Regions from separate parts of the Homo sapiens genome. Here regions 1, 2 and 3 are each linked to region 4. A link is a contact called in ENCODE Hi-C or POLR2A ChIA-PET data. All regions are on one chromosome and are shown on one strand. The core of a region is the stretch at or near the end of the contact, and the rest is flanking DNA. Distances in the headings are between cores, read along the strand shown.

What was found. Hi-C counts contacts between places; a loop is a spot of excess contacts on that map. ChIA-PET counts read pairs that join two places held with the same protein, here RNA polymerase II (POLR2A). Pooled maps may share reads with other maps.
Region 1: a map with no recorded cell type shows a loop between it and region 4 (6-fold over the local background). The contact joins two enhancer-like sites. A Hi-C loop is called at or near these places in 15 of 37 single-sample maps with no recorded cell type and 9 of 50 pooled maps. POLR2A ChIA-PET finds 5 or more read pairs at or near these places in 3 of 52 experiments (MCF 10A, activated T-cell and common myeloid progenitor, CD34-positive).
Region 2: a map with no recorded cell type shows a loop between it and region 4 (3-fold over the local background). The contact joins the promoter of RFESD here to the enhancer-like site in region 4. A Hi-C loop is called at or near these places in 8 of 37 single-sample maps with no recorded cell type and 4 of 50 pooled maps. POLR2A ChIA-PET finds 5 or more read pairs at or near these places in 4 of 52 experiments (GM12878, K562, PC-9 and 1 more).
Region 3: a loop to region 4 is called in a map with no recorded cell type, with 6 times the contacts of the local background. The contact joins two enhancer-like sites. A Hi-C loop is called at or near these places in 3 of 37 single-sample maps with no recorded cell type and 8 of 50 pooled maps. POLR2A ChIA-PET finds 5 or more read pairs at or near these places in 2 of 52 experiments (Caco-2 and activated T-cell).

The regions. Positions count from the first base shown.
Region 1 is chr5:96,337,056-96,341,924 of GRCh38, forward strand. All of the region lies in intron 3 of LOC101929710 (a long non-coding RNA gene), which reads left to right. All of the region lies in intron 1 of LOC107986365 (a long non-coding RNA gene), which reads left to right. It also overlaps a transcript of CAST not described here. Among named protein-coding and RNA genes, the nearest start is that of PCSK1, 94 kb to the right of the region's middle. Within about 2 kb of position 1,721, at least 14 of the 41 ENCODE cell types and tissues checked have a DNase peak (open chromatin) inside an H3K27ac peak, as active enhancers do.
Region 2 is chr5:95,643,227-95,648,581 of GRCh38, forward strand. It overlaps RFESD (Rieske Fe-S domain containing), which reads left to right and starts at 3,551. Exons shown (of 6, transcript NM_001131066.2): 1 at 3,551-3,591.
Region 3 is chr5:96,276,398-96,281,567 of GRCh38, forward strand. All of the region lies in intron 1 of LOC101929710 (a long non-coding RNA gene), which reads left to right. It also overlaps a transcript of CAST not described here. Among named protein-coding and RNA genes, the nearest start is that of PCSK1, 150 kb to the right of the region's middle. RefSeq lists an enhancer at 3,902-3,951. Within about 2 kb of position 3,879, at least 2 of the 41 ENCODE cell types and tissues checked have a DNase peak (open chromatin) inside an H3K27ac peak, as active enhancers do.
Region 4 is chr5:95,921,603-95,926,492 of GRCh38, forward strand. All of the region lies in intron 2 of ELL2 (elongation factor for RNA polymerase II 2), which reads right to left. Among named protein-coding and RNA genes, the nearest start is that of ELL2, 38 kb to the right of the region's middle. RefSeq lists enhancers at 2,502-2,641, 3,123-3,417. Within about 2 kb of position 3,294, at least 6 of the 41 ENCODE cell types and tissues checked have a DNase peak (open chromatin) inside an H3K27ac peak, as active enhancers do; they include GM12878, where a contact is called at or near this core.

The DNA.
Region 1 (4,869 bases), core at 471-2,970, 410 kb after region 4:
AGACACTTGGAAAACATTTGGGCTTGCAATTTAAATGGATGAATTTAACCCTGATATCATAGAACCCTGAAAGCGAAACTGAGCTAAAACAAAGTAAAACTTACTCTGATTCCAAGGGTCTCTTCTGACATGAGAGTGGAAATGAATCACACAACCACACACACACACCCATAGACACCCTAATATGCCATTAAGCTCTGACCCAAACCCCTTTTAGCCTGGTTTCCCCTTTTCTATTTTCAATCAAGAGAGAAAAAAAAGGAAGTCTTTCATTTAATGGTAAGAACCAACTATGGTCTCTGTATGCTCATATAATACTAAAGAATTATAGGTAAAATTATATTTTATGTACTTTATTATGGTACTATGTCAATTGACATTGAACTTCATAGTACACTGAAGAAAGGGAAAAAATATTAGGACACCATTTATGTCCGTAGTAACACTGGAAGTAAGATGCCGCAAAGCTCAGGACACAGTAGCTAGGAAACAAGACGTCTGAATTCCTGTGATTCCACACATGTTTGGAGGGATCTGGGGACACCAGCTGGATCTTCTGTAATGCAGGTAGCCACATCTGTGCACCATGGTTATGATGCTCACTTCTGTGGAGTTCAATGTTAATGTCCTCTTTGGCATCTACCTCCTCCAAGTTCAAAGCTGGACTGCTGTGCTGGGAATCCAGCAACCTGAACCTTTTTCTTCATTACAAATCTGGACATCTTTGGACTTGATTTCTGACATCAAATCAATGGTTTTACTTCTCTCTTCATTAGTTTACTGTCTGTCTTTACAAAGTCCTCTGGGCATTAGCAAAGACATGAACCTAACAGAATACCTCTAACATTTTGAACACATATAAAACATTAGTACTTGAAATTTTTCCTTATGTTTCTATAGCTAAGGAAAACTTTTAATTTTTTTTTTCTGTCTTAGCCTACTCTATCCAGCATTCCTTGCTGGAGGCACAGCTAGGATGAAAGCTTTGGAATGAGAAATGAAAGGAGTAAATAGACTTGACTTTACTAACAGTGTCCATGTTTTTATTCCTGAAAGTTATGACACAACAATTGTTAGACCATAATCATTAAGAAGTTCTGTCATCATCTTCTGTTAGGTTGAAACGTTCAACAAACAAAACAACAAACCTATTTTTATTCTGCTTTCATATTTCAAATGCATTTATGCACTTCAAATTTCAGTTTCAAATATTCTTGAGAGTTTCAAAAACTCTGCATCGTTTTTTGACTTATGACTTAATGCTATATGCTGCCTTATGCTGTTTTACTTCTGCTTTCTTCATACTTTGCTTCATTTATTATCCTATTCTTTCCTTCCTTCTTCCTTTGTAATCCTTGTTTATGGTATTATTAGAACTTGTAAATTTCTGTAGGTAGTGGTTACAATATAGGTAACTCACAAGGCCTAAACAGGTATATTTAGATAATAGAAAGTATTGAACTCTGAGTCTGGAGTGGGAAAAGTTGATCACATCACTTCTCCCCCCAAACAACTTTGCTCTGAGATTTAGTCTAAAGAGATTCACTTTTCAATAAGTAGAAATGTGATTTGGTGGATAGCTTGCTGCTCATTCCAAAGTATATTATATTTCTCTTTCTGGAAGCGAACCCCTGGGAAGAGGGTGCTTGGTGAGCTCTGGATGCCGTGCCCAGAGGCCAGGGGTTTTTGGAAATGCCGCAGAACATCCTGTTCCTGGGAGCCCTTCTGCCTGGTTGTTTGTGCTCTAGAGACTTGGCTCCTGGTGTTCTTGCTCAGACCTTTGGACTTTGGCAAGGCTACTTCTCATGTTTCTGTCTTCCTCTGTGTGCCATTCTGGCTCTGTAGATGGTTTGGTTTTTTGTGTTGTGACAGTGGAGGCTGCTTGGAGTGCACTGCCAGGCATTGGCTCATGGGCACTCTGCTCCATTTCAGTAACAGCAACAGAACTTGGATTTGACTGGGAAATAATAACCATTACTGGAAGAAAAAAGTAGCAAAACATATTTCCTAATATGTGCTAACATAATGAGGGGCCAGGTCTCCAGCTTTACGGGTGATTATTATAGTTTTTGATTGTTGCCAGTTACCAACACTAAGTACTTTAGCTGTGCAACTTGATTTGAACAGCATTGCCAGAAGAGCACCATCAAAGGCTTTTGATAACATGCTACCAAGAAAATATGTGACACCAAGATAACATACGACCCCAAGAAACTTATTTAATCTTCTTGGTGCATCTATAAAAATAGAACCAAGTAGAAAAACAGTATAAAAAGCAAAACGTTTCTCACTGGGGTTTTGTGAAGGATACCAACTAGCCCTCATGAAGTATTGTGAGTTTCCTGGAAGGAAGGCCTTTTGTAAGTTCAAGTTATTGCCATTCACTAATTATTGGTCATAACATTGCACATGATAGATGGGAAATGGAAGAGTGGGAGAATTAAGTGATTAAGCTAAAATCACACAGTGAGCTGGGGGAAAACCCAAAAGTGCAAAGAGATCTAAATTTGTTTCATTGGAAGAACACAGTTATATCTGGACAAAGCCCCAGAGTTTAAGTGACAAGGACACCTAACATAAAACTTGAAGTCATAGGCATGTAGCCAAATAATACAAATATCCTTGTTAAATGCAAGTGTATCCATACCAGTTATGGATACACTTGTCCTTGGAGGAGAGCTAAGGTGAGTCCTGCTGAGGACAGGAACTCTTCTGTGTTTGATTTGCAGGTAGAGCGAGTAGTTGACCCTCTGAGCCCAAAGCTGCAGAGAACACAGTAAACCTAGTAAACTGAGTGTGGCTATCTCCCCAGGGTGGCCCTCTGAGAATCCCTCCTAGGTTCCTGAGAGAGACAGGTAGACAGGCTATAGGTGGAAAGAGACAAAGTGCCTTGAGCTCTGTGGGTTAGGATCCTATCTTCAACCCCTAGACACTTAAAAGTCTTGCCTGAACTCATGGCCTTTCAATGAGGAAAGCATCACAGAAAGACTTTATGGTAATCGGACAGGAAACAATGACTGGGCAAAATTTTTTAAGCAGTCAGTATTAAGAGAAAGAAGGAAAGCCATGTCTTTGCTATTTACCTCAAGGTTATATTTTGCAGCATCTAATGCCAACTATTAAACAAGGATACACTCTTATCTAATTTGCGCTGTTGTCTTCCCAGGATCTGGAACATTTTCTGCGGGAGTCCACCTTTATCTCTAGAAGCCTCTGGCAAACTGTTTCATTTCAGCTCAGGTCCTTTTGTAGAAAGAACTTGATGCTGAAAGCAGCTCGCCCCTTCTGCCCTCAACCCCCACTCTCCCCCTACCCTCCCCACCATGGTTAACTTGTTTTTCATCTTTGTTCTGAGTTGCTTTGGCTGATTCAATTTTTATTTCCGTTTTTAATGAGTTAGTAATTCAGTGATCTTGGCTTTGAATCTTTGGAACTGTGGGTTTTTAGTAAGGATTGAATCAGCTTGTTGGCTCCTAATAGACTCTGAAATCCAGTAATATTCGTGATGTGTTTGTTCACTCCGTTGACTGCCAGGTCCCGGTAGGAGCAATGGCCAACAGAGAAGAATCGAGGTAAATCCTCCTTTGTTGCCTAAGAGCTGTTGTTGTTTACCCCAGTTTATAACCTCTTCACACTGAAGCATCACCCTTCAAAGGAGGATGTTGCTTCCCACTTTGATTATCATTTACTTGACTTTACAAGAAACTTTCACATCTTCCAAAACAGTAAGCTGTAAGATTTGCTCCAAGCTCTACGCAGTATATACTATGACTATTTTCCATTTAGAAATTAACTTACATTACAGCTGTAAGTCTATATACTGAACTTATGATGCTCGTTACTAAATGAATGATAATGGACATGAAATAGTCTGTAATTCATAGTCAAAATCTACCATTGCTATGTTTGTCTAAGGAAGCTTCAGTGAGTATACTTCAGATGCATATGAAGTTAGAAAAACAGTTAACAGAAATAGTTCAGTAGAGAAATCCTGATCCTAGGACTAATAAAACTAGATTTTCTTAAATCCAAATGCCTGTGAGATTCTATGCAGAAGGATAATTTGTATCCAGCATGTAAATAATCATGATTCTCAGAAGGAATTATTTGCACTTTAATTGCTCTTAGTAATGGAGAGTTGTGTCTTCTTATTTGTCCCCTTGTCATTAGAAAGTATCACTTACCATACATTTAATTCAAGTTTTCATCTTAAAAAATGTTACTCTAGAAATCTTGATCACAATCTCCTTTCATTCCTGCCCACTCCCATCCCCCCACCCTCCACCCCACCCCTCCACCCTGCTTGGTTTTGGTTTGTTGTTTTGTTTTTTACAAATCAGTGTATAACTCACTAAGGCTCAAGATACTATGTTTGAAACCTGAAAGCCAGCCTGAAGGTCAAATTCGAAATAACAATTTTCTTTTTGAATTTGAAGTCTCATTAGTGTAAGTGCCAGGATAACAACCCACAGTCTTCTTAATATAGTGGTTCCCATTTACATACTGTATCCTTAAACCACCTCTATTATCCCTTTCTGGGTGTTTTTCTTTCAAATGGTGCTTGTTTTACTTAAATAAACTTTCTTTAGATTAAACTTTCAGATAATGACTTCAAGTGGAAAACCAGTATCCTCTGTCATAATAAATGATATCCAGGAAGAGAAGTAATGGTAAAAACAATAAAATATTATTGAATTCTAGCTAGGAACATGAACCTACCACGGCACTGAGCCTAAATCTTTTTCTCCTTATGTTAAGTGTTAAAGATATGTTGAATACACTAAATGGAGACTTTCTCTAGACAGTATGATGAGTACAGGGAAGTTGAAAAGAACTTTCTCACAATATGATTTCGTGGATTTAATAGCT
Region 2 (5,355 bases), core at 2,301-4,800, 280 kb before region 4:
GTTTTCCTGCCCATCCCACCACCACTGGACTCTGTAAGCACCTAATAAAACACCATGTTTTGTTTGCTGGCTCTAGGTCTCTTCTTCGGCCTCTTGAACCTGGTTCCTTTCCTACTGAGGTTAATAGGGCTTTGGCACGACAGTAAGGGACTGTTTACCTGCCAAGTTCTCACATGTCAGCGAAGGGCCAACCTTACAAGCAGACCTTTTTAAGGATAGCAGTCTCAGGTCAGCTATGCGAACTCCTTTCTCTACAGACGGGCAGGAAGGGGTGCGACAAGGAAAAGGGAAGAGTCAAGGAAGACATGCAGATTTCTCCCTTAAGCCTGAAGATGGACAGTGTTGTCACTTATAGAGATGGAGAAGACAAAGAAATGCAGATTTATGGGAGAGAACTAGTATTTCGATTTTGAACACAATGAAATTAGAGATAGCTATGAATTATCAGGTTAAACTATTGTATGTTATAATAAAAAACAACCTTAAAATTCCAGGGGCCTTAACATAATAAAAATTTATTTCTCACTTAAGTTATGTGACTTTCACGGCCTAGTGGAAGTTAGGAAATTGGTGGGGAGATGTAGTCTCTGTTCTGCATAGTCACTCAGGGACCCAGGCTGGTGGAGGCTCCACCATCCAGAATGTTGTTAATTCTTATGACAGAGAAAGAGGCAACTGGAGAAGTCTCATCTCAGCTTTTCTATGCTTCAGTCTACAGCCCATTGTTCAAAACTGGCCATGTGGCCGCAAAAAACTGTAAGTGGAGCTGGAAAATGTGGGGTAGTTGATGGGATATCTGGTGAACACCACTGTTTCTGCCACAATAGCCCCATAGAAATGTCAAGTAGGCATCCCCAACAAACGTATGTCTGGAGACATTCATTTAGGAGTCATAAGCACATAGGTGGTATTTAGAGCCACACTCACTGTCATGTAATCTGAGTTCCAGGGCCTAGTAAGGGCAGTATTATCACCCTTTTCTGGTGTGAAGGAGTAGGAAATCCAGATTGGTGGACACCCTTCAAACTTCCCTGTAGTGAAACTAGCAGCACACAGGTGCCTTCACTAGCAGTCAAGACAGATTGTGGCTTAGGATTGAAGGCAAGTTTTTAACTTCTCTAAGAGGGGAGTCTTGGTGCCTGAAAAGTCTGCCTAGAAACAGCCTGATGCTCACGGCAGAGGGACTAGGCTCACAACTTTCAGTTGAAACCACACATGAAGATATTGAGAGCCAAAATCAGGGGGAAAGCTGGCCACAGGAACCACTAGGTGTCACTAATAGGCCAAAGTTAGAAGCGCGGAAAAGGAAAGGCTAAAAGAACAAATGAAGGAAGGAAAGAAAAGGTAGTACCTGCCCTAAGATGGCCACAGGTGAAACTTAGTGGTAGCATTGCTAACATTGTTCTATTAAAGAAAAAAAAAAGGCAAAATAACAGTAGAAATTATGAACTTTATTCTGAACAATAATGACTTCCAAATAGACTGGATGGGTTCTTGCTGTTACCTAATGTGCATGCCTGTGTGTGAATGGTTTTGTGCATTTGTGTGTGTGTGCACTTGGGAAGTGGAGAAGGGTAGTTTATTCTGACCTCCATTATAGCTTTCCAAACATCACATGACTAACCATATGAATACTTTTGGTAGAGATAAAAGAAAGTTTCTCTTCTTTCATCCTACTTGTGTGTATATGCATGTATAACTACTGAGGTCTTCAGTTTATTCAATATCAAATTTAAGGTCGATGGATCTAAGATGTGTCCTTTTTTAATGCCCAGAATATGACAAAGCAAAAAAGGATTTCTAAAATGGCAAACCTTATTTAATCCTTCGATGACAAGCTGGGGACTACTAACACCTTCCATGTGCCAATAAAATCATTTGGGATGACTAACAGATAATGGAAATTACAATAAATCAAAATATATTTTATATCTTTGATAACTGATACATCAAAACTAGATAGTTAATTTGTGTTTGGGTCAGTGAAAAAAATGGCCAAAAGGGAAATGACCCAATAAAATATTATTGATCACCATAAAACTGTATTGAAGAGAAAAAAAACAGAAGAAACTAGCACTGGAAACAAATTATTCTGAGCTATTCAACTTCTTACATGTTGAGGCTCATTTAAAAAATGGCATTTATATAGCACACTGAGGTAAATGGACAAAGTTCCTGGGTTTCGGCTGCCCCAGTTCATTGGGCCACCCTAGAGCCTGAGATCACTATGTCACCATACTAAATACAAGTTGTAGTGTTCAACCTTGGGTTCACACTGGAATCACTCAGGAAGTTAAAAACATACATTGAATCTGCCCACTCCCTTCCCACCCCAAATAATCTGTGTTTTATTTTGTTGGTCTGGCATACAGACTGGGCATTACGACTTTTCAAAACTCCCAAGCGACTCTAAGGCATAGCCAGGGTTAAGAATCACTGCACTGGAAAGTAGTCAAGGAAATTAAAAACTTAGGCTCATCTAGTTTCCCAGCTCGGAACACAAATATGAGGGTTTTGGTGGTTTTCTTTGTTGTTGTTGTTGTCAATTCAGGGAAGTACAATGAGAAAAAAGCAAAATTGCAAAGTTCATAATATGAAAGTGAAAACTCTCCATCTCCTCCCAAAGCAACCACTATTGTTTCTTTTGATTTTTCGAGAAAAAGTTTATGTACATACCTGCATGTTTGTATTTCAAAAAATAATTGTTTACATTAAAGAGAGGACACCATATATAGTATTCTACGCTTTGCCTTTAATATTCATTACATGATGGGCCTGTCCTTTGAGTATACAGTACACAGCTACGAAGTAATTCACATGTCTGTACTGTTGTGCTGTGTTTTATTGAACCATTCCTCCGTGTTATCACTTCAGCTATTTTCACTACTTCACAGCAATAAACATTTTTTTTTTTTTTGAGATGGAGTTTCGCTCGTGTTGTCCAGGCTGGAGTGCAACGGCGCGATCTCGGCTCACCGCAACCTCTGCCTCCTGGATTCAAAGCGATTCTCCTGCCTCAGCCTCCTGAGTACCTGCGATTACAGGCCTGGGCCACCACGCCCGGCTAATTTTGTATTTTTAGTAGAGATGGGGTTTCTCCATGTTGGTCAGGCTGGTCTCAAACTCCCGACCTCAGGTGATTCGCCCGCCTCGGCCTCCCAAAGTACTGGGATTACAGGCGTGAACCACCGCGCCCGGCCTTAACATCCTTATACATGGGTTACCAGCATCGCGACGACCTTCTGCAAATATTTTTATAGGGTAAATAACTGAATGAAGTCGCTGGGCGCATCTAAAATTTGAATAAATGTAATGAGATCAACAAACAACTAAAAAGTAAACTGATGCTATCCACATTTGTCAAGTACACGAGTATGCCTGCCAGTTTGAAGGTGCTGGCGCGGCGCTGTTGGCCAGAGATCTCTATCAACCAGGGTCATCTGCCGGCAATGCCATAGAGGCGGTCCCGGGGGCGGGCCTTCTTGGGTCACGTGGACGGCCTCGCCCCGCCCCCGTCGAGGCGCCGCGCACGTCTGGAGCTCTGGCTCGTGCAGTAGCGTCACGCGGAGGCGGAGCGAGGACTCGGGGACAGTAAGTTCTGTTCTCGCCGCGCAGGGGGCGGGCTGGCGGGACCAGCTGCTTCCGGCTGGGCTGCGGGCGTGGACTCCTCATTCCGGCTGTGGCCGCGCCGCTGCGGGGCCTGAGGCCCTCTTGGGTTTTGGTTCAGCGTTAGTTAACGGTTAACCCGCCAAGGCGGGCTTCCGCCCAGGCACAGGAGACTCACCGAGCTTGTTCACCTTGAAACTTGGGCCACACCTGAGACCTGCCACCTAAGGGGGGTACGCGGGTCGTTTTTAACAAGCTTTCATGGCATTTGTGCCATGAAAGCTCTAAAGTATAGAAGCTGCTCCAGGGCTTCCGCAGCCCCGGCCGTCCTGGAGATACTCGCCTCCTGGAGTCTGTGTCGAGAATTTGCAGCACCTGGACAGCCACGTGCAGTCTCAGAACTGCAGGCGGTCTTTACCGAAATGTTAAACACAACTTGAAGTTAGGCAGGATAACTGCCAGAGCTGGATGGACCTTAGAGGTGCCAGCTAACGCGCTGTGAGCGTTTTCTGCGGTTAGGCCTGCTCTAAACATTTGACATGTGTTAAAGCATTTATGTGCTTTACCCACACCCCTATGTGGCGGGCCCTTCTTAAAGTAAAAGAAACTGCAGCACAGCGAAGTTAAGCAACTTGCCCCAAATCACGCAGAACTGGGATGCAAACCCAGGTCTAGCTCACTCGTGATCACAATTCAACATCATACGATGGTGCTGATTTCCAGAGCAGCTCTGTGACTTTATATAAAATTATTGGGCAAGCGTTCAATTGTAAACATTCGTGAACATAGCTGTTGCACATTAGCGTTCCTTTTTTTTTTTAATTCAGGACCATCTTTGGTGACAAATATAAATATCAATACTATATATATCACCAATATACATATTTGCTTTGCTAAAAGGTTTCTGTGTCTTCAGGATAGTTTACTTGCAAGCCTCATGTTTTTATAAAAACGTGGGTGCTACCTGAATAAAACTAATGCCTACCCGTTGGCGGTTTTGTGAAGACTAATGAACTATTATATTCAAAGGGTCCAAGCAGTAGGCATTTACTAAAGGACAGCTAGTTTTATCTGTTATTATTCTGCCATTCAGAGAGATACCAAAACTACTCTCTAAGGCATTTCTCTTCCCTGCATGTAAAAGCAAGGGTGTCATACTTGAGATAAGCATTCTGATAATGTGTAGGCAAAGTTTCCACACTTGGTAAAAGCATCTTAGTCATGGTTCAAGACGAGTGACAAGTAAGTACGTTTCACTTCATGTTTCTTTTATCTCCCGTGTCTTGTGGAAATTTGAGTTACACTAAATATTTTTTTAAATTCCACTTGAATTTATTTCCTTTGTTGGAAAGGAATCTAATAGTGACCGAGTATCCATTTAGCTAATTTGTAATTTTATATGGAGTTAGCACCTTTAGAAACCAATTTTAGGGACAGGCCAAAAATTTTTCTCGAAGAGAACATGAAACACAACGACTAAGTTTTTCAGGGGGATGTTTTCAACTAGCCGTCAAACTGTATGAGTTGTTTAATTTTCTGTTTCATTCAGTTAAGATTCTATTATCTTAAAGTAGACTTAAAATCGAAACATATTGGGAGTTTATGAATAGTTCATCAAAATAACGATAATTAAGGTGAACACGTGGGCTTTCCCTATTGTGTGAATGGATCATGATATTCACAATAGTAAGAATAATATGGGTGTTAAATGTAAAAAGTCCTCAAATAGTATAAATAGTACCATTTAAG
Region 3 (5,170 bases), core at 2,629-5,128, 360 kb after region 4:
GGTTTCCAACGTGGCTTTTTACATATGTTATTTTATTTGGTCATCTTTCAAACACTGAAGCAGGCTGGGGCAAAATGTTATTACCTTTCACTTACAAAGAAAAGAACTGAGATTGAAGATGGTAAAAAAATGTGTTCTAGAGGACATAACTGTCTGTAGCAGAGATCAGAAACAAGCTTGGCCTCCAAATGGTCAGCCAAACATATTCCTGTACTCTACTATTGCTGAATATTTTTAACATACAGAAAATAAGTGTAACAGATACTCGTGTATCCACCTCCTTAGATTTAACATGTTAGCCTTTTGTCTATTTGCTTCAGATCATTTTTGTTTGGGTAATTGTAAGGAAGTATTATGAATGCATCTAATATTATCCTTTTCCCATCTGTTTCCCATCCCTCATGCCCATCCTTGGGAATCACCACTCTTCTGAATTTGCTGATAGCATTTTTATGAAGGTTTTCATGCTTTTGTTCTATGTATGTATGTTCATGAGCATATATATTATTTTGTGCTTTGAAAGTTTACATAGATGGAATCATATGTACCATTTTGCAACTTTAGATTGGTCCTGTCTCTTCAGTAGTATGCTTCTGAGATTTATCCATGAAGATCTAATTCATTCATTTCAACAGCTGCGTAGTATTCCATTGTATAAATAAACTACCATTTATTCATCCATTCCTTTCTTATGAACATTTAGGTTATTTTCCATTTTCCCCTGTTTCAAAACAGTGCAGTAAAAATCGTCTTTGTAGTTCTTCTTGGCCACAGGGACAAATTTTTTTCTAGGCCTGAAGGACATGTCTAGAAGTATAATTAATGTGCTATGCACATTTTTCAGTTTTTCTGGGGAGTGCCATATTAACTCTCCAAAGTAGTTGTACTAATTTGTTCTTCCACAAGCAATGTCTAAATTCCATTTCCCCACTTTCTTTCCAGCCATTGGTGTCCTCAGCTTTTATATTGGTTTTTTTTTCCTGTGATTTCATTAGTGTGTGATGACTTCTACTTGTTTTAATTTGATCACTAGTCAGTTTGCCTATCTTTTATATGCTTATTGGTCACTGAGATCTCATCTTCTGCAAATTAGCTGATTATATTATTTCATTGCTTATTTTTTCTATTAAACATGGCAAATAAGGATGACTAAATAAATATTCTCAAGTTTGTCTAAAAAAATTTTAAAAACCAAAGGTAGTGGGTGGGTGGGGATCGGAGAAGCTGTTAAGAATCCAGAAGTAAAATTCTAGATAATATCAGTGTGGAGAAGAGAGGAGTAGAAACTAAAGGGATGTGAGTGTGTGCTAAAAATATAGTCTCAAAATATACAAAACATCATCATTAAGTAAGGTTTTTTTTTTTCCCACCAGAAGTATATGAATGGTCAACATTAGAAAATCTCAATGAATTTCAATGTATTTATAGTCTTAAACATTTAAAAAAATTGTATGTTCATTTCAATTGATACAGGAAAATGATTTGATAATAGCAGCCAGCAGGCCATGAGTGTGGTGGTGGTGGGCAGGTAATGTAATAAGAAATTAACCATCCCCCTTCTCTGAAGGCTGGTGACCTTCCTGCTTACAGCTGTACCTTAACTGGAGGGTGGGGAGTCTTAATTTTGAATTAAAATAGAGTTTTTTTTTTTCAATTTTGTTTTGTCTTAGATTGGGTTTTCTAGAAGCAGAGTCTGAGAGTGGGATTTAGGGGAGAACAAAATTTTAAGGAATGCTCTTCAGAAAAAGTCAGTAAGGTTAGGGATGAAGAAGAAGAAGCCAAGCAAGTATGTGATTTCAGGAGACATCTAGCCTTCCCTCATCTGTGGGGGAGTGGTTTGTATGTAAGTTGCACAGCAGACTGTTCCTCCTAGAACCACAGGCTGGCCTTTTGTCCCTTTGTAATCAGTCTTTGATGTGTGTGTGTGGTGAGGGGGTCAAGATTTACCAGGCAGGATGGTACCTGCCAGCTAATGGCAGTTCTGAGAGAACACTCCGGAAACCATGCCTAGGTAATCTTCACAGCAACTGAGAGATGGGTGTACCTGCCTGGTAAATGGAATGGGGAATGGGGTGGAGAACATGGTAGCTTCTGCCACACTGGTTCATACATGCAGCTGGAATTTCTAGTATCTGAATTAAGGATTATATTTTACAACTTAAAGTGATCATAGGATTTTGTATATCCTAGGTATGCTTAGAAAAAGCATGGGATTGCTTATTTCCATCCAGGGGAAGAGGAAGATGTCCCCTGCCTACGAAAGACAGCAGAAGATAGAAAACAAAAGCAAAATGGCTTTTTGTGATTACACCTCTTGAGTCCTGCATGCTCAATATACCACTTGTGTATACACACACACATGCATATACACATACACTGTGCATGTATGCACATGCATTCATATTTCATCATGTATCATGCCACACACATGCAGTTACATGCATGTATATATACATATGCATAAATACATGCATCCACATATTTCATCTACTATCTCTCATCATATCCTATAGCTTAAAAAATGTTGTAGTCTTATAATGACCATATAAGCAGCCACTGTTAGCACCATTATGTATAAACATTAAAATCTGTACAGCTATTAATGCTATATCAGAAGGATGGATGATACTCATATTTTCTTGTCAGCATTCTATTTCTTTGAATTAGAGAAAGCTGAAAAGAGAGTATTTCTTTTTCTGCCAAATATCTGGAAACACTTGGTCTCTCGGGTGGACTTCCAGCCAAATGAGGATCTCTGCAGGAATGGAAGAAATCACACACTCTGCTCCAGGAGCCTCTGTTTGCCAGGTCACATTGCTTTACTCTGGATTTCTACCATTTGATCGAAGGTCAGTCCAGAGACTTGAGGCCCACTGTGGTGCTGCAGATGGCCCAGTCTTGCCAGGGAAATGTGTCCCCTTGTGTTTTTGCCAGCTGCGGATCTGAAGATGAGATGTTTGCATCTCTAACACCTCACTTTTTGTGCCAAACCAGGCCTGCACTGCAAGGAATCCCCCTGCCAATTTTCCTTTATTAAAAAGATACTCCTTTCCATGCCCAAGAATAATATTATGGAAAAGGATAACCATTTAGCTATGTTTGACCATGGTCCTAAGGAATTCAGCAGGATCCCACAGAATTCCAAACAACGTATTTTTTAATTCACAAGCAAAGGATGAAAGGCACATTAATAGACATGATAAGAACAGAAGATGGGTAATTCTTCTAGAAGGCTTTACAGTGTCACTAGAGCACCATGTATCAATGTTCTGATTAATGTTCTTATACCACAGCTATACATGGTATACTTGCATTATATTTTGAGTAATAATAAAATATGCTTCTTGAGAAGTTATAAAAACTGAGCTGACCATTAAGGATTTGGCATCTTATTTTGCTGTATGGGAAGACATTTAGCATGTGGTTTCACACCCAGCCTGTAGGAGTTCATCCAAGTTCAGTGGTCCTAGACACAGTCAACATCCTCTTCTTTTAGAGTTCAGATAGCCCCACTAACATTCAGAATCTCCAAGCACACACTGCACCATTTTTTTAAAGCACATCCTTTAGCGCCAGACAACAGGCAAACACTAATGAAGTTCCAGGTAGAGGCATGTTTATTTGTTTTCTGTGGTTCAGAAACCATTTCCGTTTGCTTGAATAACACATTGTCTAAAAGCAATTTCCTTTCTGTCTCCATGGCTCCTTGAAATGGTAAATTATTAAAATAATCAGGCCTACTGGTGCCATAATGAACAAGAGGTGATCTCGTATTGGAGGCACTAAGCAGAGAAAAAGATTTTTTAAATTACCGTAAATTCATTCTCTGGTACTCAACGTTGTGGTTTTTGTTGCTGTTTGGTAGTTCCTAATTCCACTCCCCCAGTCCCCACACACACACTCCTTGGTTCCAATATTGCATTATAAAGATGATTCATATTAGGATAAAGTTTTGTCTCTCAGCCTACATCACTTCTCAGGACAGGTAATGAGTAAGAAGAGAACAATGAAATGACTAACAATGAAGTAGAATTCACAAACAAAACTGAATGAAGTTGCTTGAAAAGAAAATTTTGCTTATAGGTAAGTCTCTGTACGGAGAGAGCCAATGCATCCAGATTCAACTGCTAATCAGAAAATCTGGGTTTTGGCCCCTGCTCTGACACCAACATGACTTTGGGTAAGACCCATACCCACACTAAGCCTCAGTTTCCACTTCTGTAAAATGGTAACACTAGTTACTCACTTTGCTTATTTAAGTATCAAATGAGATAATGTATGTGAAAATACTTCATGAACTATGAACCACTTTACTAATATAAAATACCAGTAGAACAGAACATGTGTTAAAGGTAGAGGTAAGATTTTTTTTTTTTTCTTAACTGTTGTCCTTTTGTATGTATTCACACTAACACTAAGCCCCTGTTACCTCAATTCCTACTCCTAACTGGTCTCTGCGATTCCATTCCACCCTTCAAAATCCTTTCAGTCCCTCCTGTACTTTGAAGCCAGGTGAATCTTCCTGAATTATTAATTTCCAGGGAAATGTCTTGCAAGCCTGTGGAGCTCCATGTGGTGTTTAAAATAATAGAAACAATATGCCCATGGCAAAGGAATAATGTGGATGATAATGTAATCCAGATGTCAGTTTAGACCTCTCTGTCTCTTGAGAATCTGGAGATATCAAGATACATTGATTCTGACTCCCAATTCTAGAGCCCATAATTGGTCAAAATAATGTCATATGCATTATTGAGAGCAATACTTCCTCATGGTTGCTGATTCATCTGGACTTTTATTGTTGTTGTTGCAAATGACAGAAACTCAAGTTTTAACATCCTAAGCAACAAGTAAATAGGCTGGCTTATTTAACTGAAAAACTCAAAAGGTAGCATGACTTTAGGCGTGACTAGATCCGGTGACTCAAATTATATTAACAGAATTCTTTTTGTTTTTGCTCTGCCTTTCTCTGAGTTGTCTTCATGCTCAGGCAGTGTCTCTGTGTGTGGTGAACAGTTGATGAAGGCAATGAATTAACCAAGATTAATCAGCAGTTAATTACAGCTGCAAGTAACAGGAAAAATGCTAAGTGGCTTAAACAAGATAGTTTATTTCTCTCTCACATAAGGGTCTAGTTGTAAGCAATTCACGGCAAGTAAGACAATTATGT
Region 4 (4,890 bases), core at 2,044-4,543:
ACTTCTTAATCCTACAGCAGTAGAGGCAAACAGGAGCCAAAGGAATGCTTGCGTCAGGCACAAGAGAACATAAGGCTACCTGCATACTGGTATAACAGTACTCACTAATGTCTGCTTTTGTTTCTCTGGGAAGAGCAGGGTTCTGCTGACAGAGAAGGGATATGCCTAGATAGGTAAGAAAGGTGTGGACACCTGAATGAAATCCCCTCCCTAGGCATGACTCATTTAACTTCCATCCATCTTCTCCCCTAACCCTTCATCTAGATCTGCAGAACCTGGTTGGAGAAATTTTAAAAGTGGTTTTAAAGAGGTCTCATCTCCATATGATATTTCATCTTCCTATGAGGCTCCAGCTTCGGTTTAGATCTAAAGTTTTCCCTACTGCATAGCTCAGGTTTGGGAATATAGCAGTACTTCCATACCTATCAGAGAATGTAAGACCATCCCATCTGGTAGACTCTAAATTGCATTTTTTTTTTTTGAGACGTAATCTCTCTGTCGCCCAGGCTGGAGTGCAGTGGCACGATCTCAACTCACTGCAAGCTCCGCCTCCTGGTTCACACCATTCTCCTGCCTCAGCCTCCCAAGTAGCTGGGACTACAGGCACCCGCCACCACGCCCGGCTAATTTTTTGTATTTTTAGTAGACACAGGGTTTCACTGTGCTAGCCCAGACGGTCTTGATCTCCTGACCTCGTGATCTGCTGGCCTTGGCCTCCCAAAGTGCTGGGATTACAGGCGTGAGCCACTGCGCCCAGCCTAAATTGCATTTTTAAAAGGTTGAATTGTACAGTTTTTTTCCCCCTATTTTTCAAGAGTGATTAGAGTCTGTACTCAAATTCTGCAAATGTGCAGTGTTCTTTTAGTGAAAACTTTTAACTTCATGGCTGGAGTCCTTTAGTTCAAATGTCCACTAAACAGAGTGTTACAGAAAGCTCTTAACAAACCTTTGTTACTTAAATGTAGCTTTTTCCTTTCTCATCCTCCAAACCACCCAATCCTAACTTCTTAAGTAACATTTATGCTTTTTAAGGTAAAATAATTATCTTTCTATGCATTTTTTTCTCTTAAAGCATTATAGTTTGGCCTGATGGTGGACACAGAAGACTTTCATATTCTTGTTTTTTAAAAGTCTCTTCAGTAGGAAAAAAGCTACAGATTTAAAAAATATGACCATGACTAGAATAGAATCAGCTTAAAAAGAAACAAAGTTTTTAAAAAATCATAATCCATGCTATGTACTCACCAAAGTGTTTTGAAATTTGTGTTACACATAGATTAAAACAGTGGTTCTTAACAAGGGGCAATTTTGTCCCCCAGAGGACATTTGGTCTGGGAGGGTGCTATTGGCATGTAGTGGGAGGCCAGAGATACTGCCAAACACCCTACACTGCACAGGACATTCCCTCCAATTACGCAGTACAAAATATCAGTAGGGCCAAGGCTGATAAATTTTGGATTATAAACAGAAATAGGTCATCCCCTTAGAAAAGAAATCAGAGGCTGGGTGTGGTGACTTACACTTGTTATCCCAGCACTTTGGGAGGCTGAGGTGGGAGGATCACTTGAGCCTGGGAGTTCGAGACCAGCCCGGGCAACACAATGAGACCCTGTGTCTATAAAAATAAAAAATAAAGTGAAAAAAAAAAAAGAAATACAGAGTAACTTATCTGCAGAGTGCTTTCAATCCCTACCATTTTTCCTTGTTCTTATCATATGCCACACACAATGATAAGATTCTCAGACTGCTAAAGATCAGTAACAAACCACCTCTGTCCTCACCTCTGATAGCAGAACTTCTCAACAGTCTCTCCTACCTGCGTGTAACACTATGGGTATATTTGAGCAGTACGCAGACACGGCAGGGGCAGGCATCAGGGCAAATAGTGTTCACTTTGGGACCAAAGGGTGACTCTTGATGCACGTCATGAGTTTCTTTGCAGCTATGGAGCTGAAGTGGAGCTTAGAGGTTAGGGAACAAAGGGACATGGAGCCCAGGCCAATCAGAGTTCTACATTGCCTTTTCTTGGTAGTTTCAGAGCAGCATCAATGCAGATGGTATGGTCTGAGCTAAGCCCAGGCCAATCAGAGTTCTACATTGCCTTTTCTTGGTAGTTTCAGAGCAGCATCAATGCAGATGGTATGGTCTGAGCTAATCTGAAGCTTTTCAAGAGCAAGATGTTTTCAGGCAAATTTTACATCCTTAAAATTTCAAAAGGGTTTGTAGACTTAGTGCATCTAATTTCTTGAAGATGTATTAATTAGACACAAAGTTAATTGTATCAATATCCAAGTATACTCTTAAGAATGAAATGGGTATATAAGGTAGCACTTATGTTTATGGCTGGTAAGGCTGTGTAACAATTTGGCCAATGGACAGGAAAGCAGGAGACTTATTGGAAAGAGCAGGTAATATATGACAATTAGGGCAGGTTGGTGAGAGGGAAGCTTTAGAACTAAACTATGGCAACTTCAGAGCAGACCAGAACCTGTGGGACTGTTGAAGGCCAGAGCTAGGGTGGGTCTGAGACCTTGTCTAATCTAGAGCCATTCAGGCAGAGTTTCAGAGGAACCTGTGGATATGCGTCAGTCCCCTCTGATATGCAGGAGCCTATTCCATTGTGTATCTACACAGTTCTTTTTTCCAAAATGGTTATAAAGCATTTTCTTAAAAACTAGCCTTCAGGTTCATGAAATACGAGGAGGAGGAAGTGAAAATGTACTGACTGCTACTGGTAGACCTAGGGTCAGCTTTGAGGACTGAGGTAACCACCACAGGAAATAAGTTTTGAGGTCTGATTTTGAAACAATATTGGAAGACCATTCCTTTGTGAGATAGAAACTTCTCCATTTTAATTTTAGTATTTTAAGCTTTTCCTACAGGTCAGTTGGGAATAATTTTTATTTAGGGACTCACAATCTTGAATTTTTAGCTAAATGCCTTAAGAATAAAATATTATTTAAAAAGTATTAAAATGCTGTGATTCCAAACAGTTTCTTGTTCAAGATGAAGAATATAAAAATATACCACCATGTCTCGGCAACTGGAAAAGCAGATTTTAATTTTCATTCCAAAAATGAGAGACTGAAAATCAAAGGCTTAGGACCACAATCCACAACCCTCCTCCCAACCTCCTGTCTGTCTTTGATAAAAAGCTACAAAGAAAAAGTTTCAGGAAACTTTCAGACATTTATAATTAGCATAAACACTGTATACCAAGATGTGTAAGTCAAAACGTCTAATTACTCTGGGATACAAGCTCAGGCATGTGGCAACAGAATACTGCCTGAAAGGTCATTTCAACATCAAGTCACGGACGTCCTATTTACATAAGGATCTAGGGCAGAAGCACAATGTGCACACTGCTGCAACTTTCTCATATGTGAATGCTAACATCTGCTGAAAAGCTGTTGGTACCTTTACTGCAGGTTTCCTGTCCTTGAGTCAAATACTTTCTACTCAATATTGGATTGAGGTATACATTAGATTAAAAATAGAACCAGCAAGGGTTTTCTTCATTTATTTAAGTGTTTTGTTCTTCTGTGGGATTACAAATCATTCAAACTTACAGAATTCTTGTTTGACAGACACCTTTTCTGATAAGGTGATTGTAAATGCTCAGTGAACCAGCAGTACCATGGTTTGACATGACAATTCCTGGTGTTAAAGTGGACTCATATAGCTGAGCGGGCCAAGATCATCTATAATTTCTTTTTTATAGATTAGGGACAATGAGGCTTAGTGATTTGTTCAAGTTAGAGTCATACTTAGATTGACAACCCCTGTACTACAAATCCGAGCCTGCTCCATGGCTGTCTGAAACACTCATTACCTTGTAATACTAACATATTATGTTTATAGTCTTTCTCCCTTCACTAGAATATAAGCTCTGCAAGGACAGAGGCTTTTGTCTGTTGTGTTCCCTGAATATATTGTCAGCACCTCAAGTGGTGCGTGGCACAAAGTAGTCACTCAATGCATATTTGTTAAATGAAAAGGTGGATTAATGCCTGAGCCAGGCCTAGAACTGAAGTGTTTGCTTTCTTTCCACCAGCATTTCTGAAGCATGCTGAAAAGTTTCCTTATGTGAAAGAGGGGTTCTTTCCTCAAATAAATTTAGGAAATGCCAAGTTAAACAAAATAACTTTCTTTGCTGTGGGTCTTTTCATACTGAATAGTTTCCCAATTTGTATGGCCTCAGAACCCACCTCCCCTCCGGCATCCCAGGAAGCCAGTCCATCTCTTAATTTTATCTAAAATCTATTATTTGACTATATATAGACTATATATTAGCTTAGATACAAACTTACTGCAAACATTTAAACATTAGAATTCTCTGTTGTTCTCAAATTATTTCTAGACTCTTGATTCTGTGACTTCCTTAAAATCTAGAAAATATACTTTAAGCTAGAGAAATATATTTGCATGTACTATTCAGGCTCCACAGTTTAGGGACAGAATAGTCTAGAATCAGAACAGAAAATAGAAACCTCAACCTGAAAGCCACATGTGCTATTTTTTAAACTAGACCTGCAGTTATGACTTTAGGCCCAAACATTATGGGTTGAGGGGAGAAAAAAAAAAAAGCCTCTCACATCAGCCCAGATGTGCAAACCAATGCTGAAGGGTGGAGGAGTAGGAAGGGGAGGGTAGCCTTCACTGGCAATAGAAAAAGTTAAGTATTAGAGAAATCAATAAGAGCTAAATATTCCTACTGACAGGGAAGGGCAGAGGGTAGAGAGGATCCAACACATATTAGAGCCGTCTGAAATTTCCATATGATAGCTATTTTACTGAAGAGAGTAGTGCAAAATGCCAAATTTTTCTAGCACAAAGAGAAATATTGGCAGTTATCCCCAAAATTCAGGTCATATAACAATAATTCAGGAA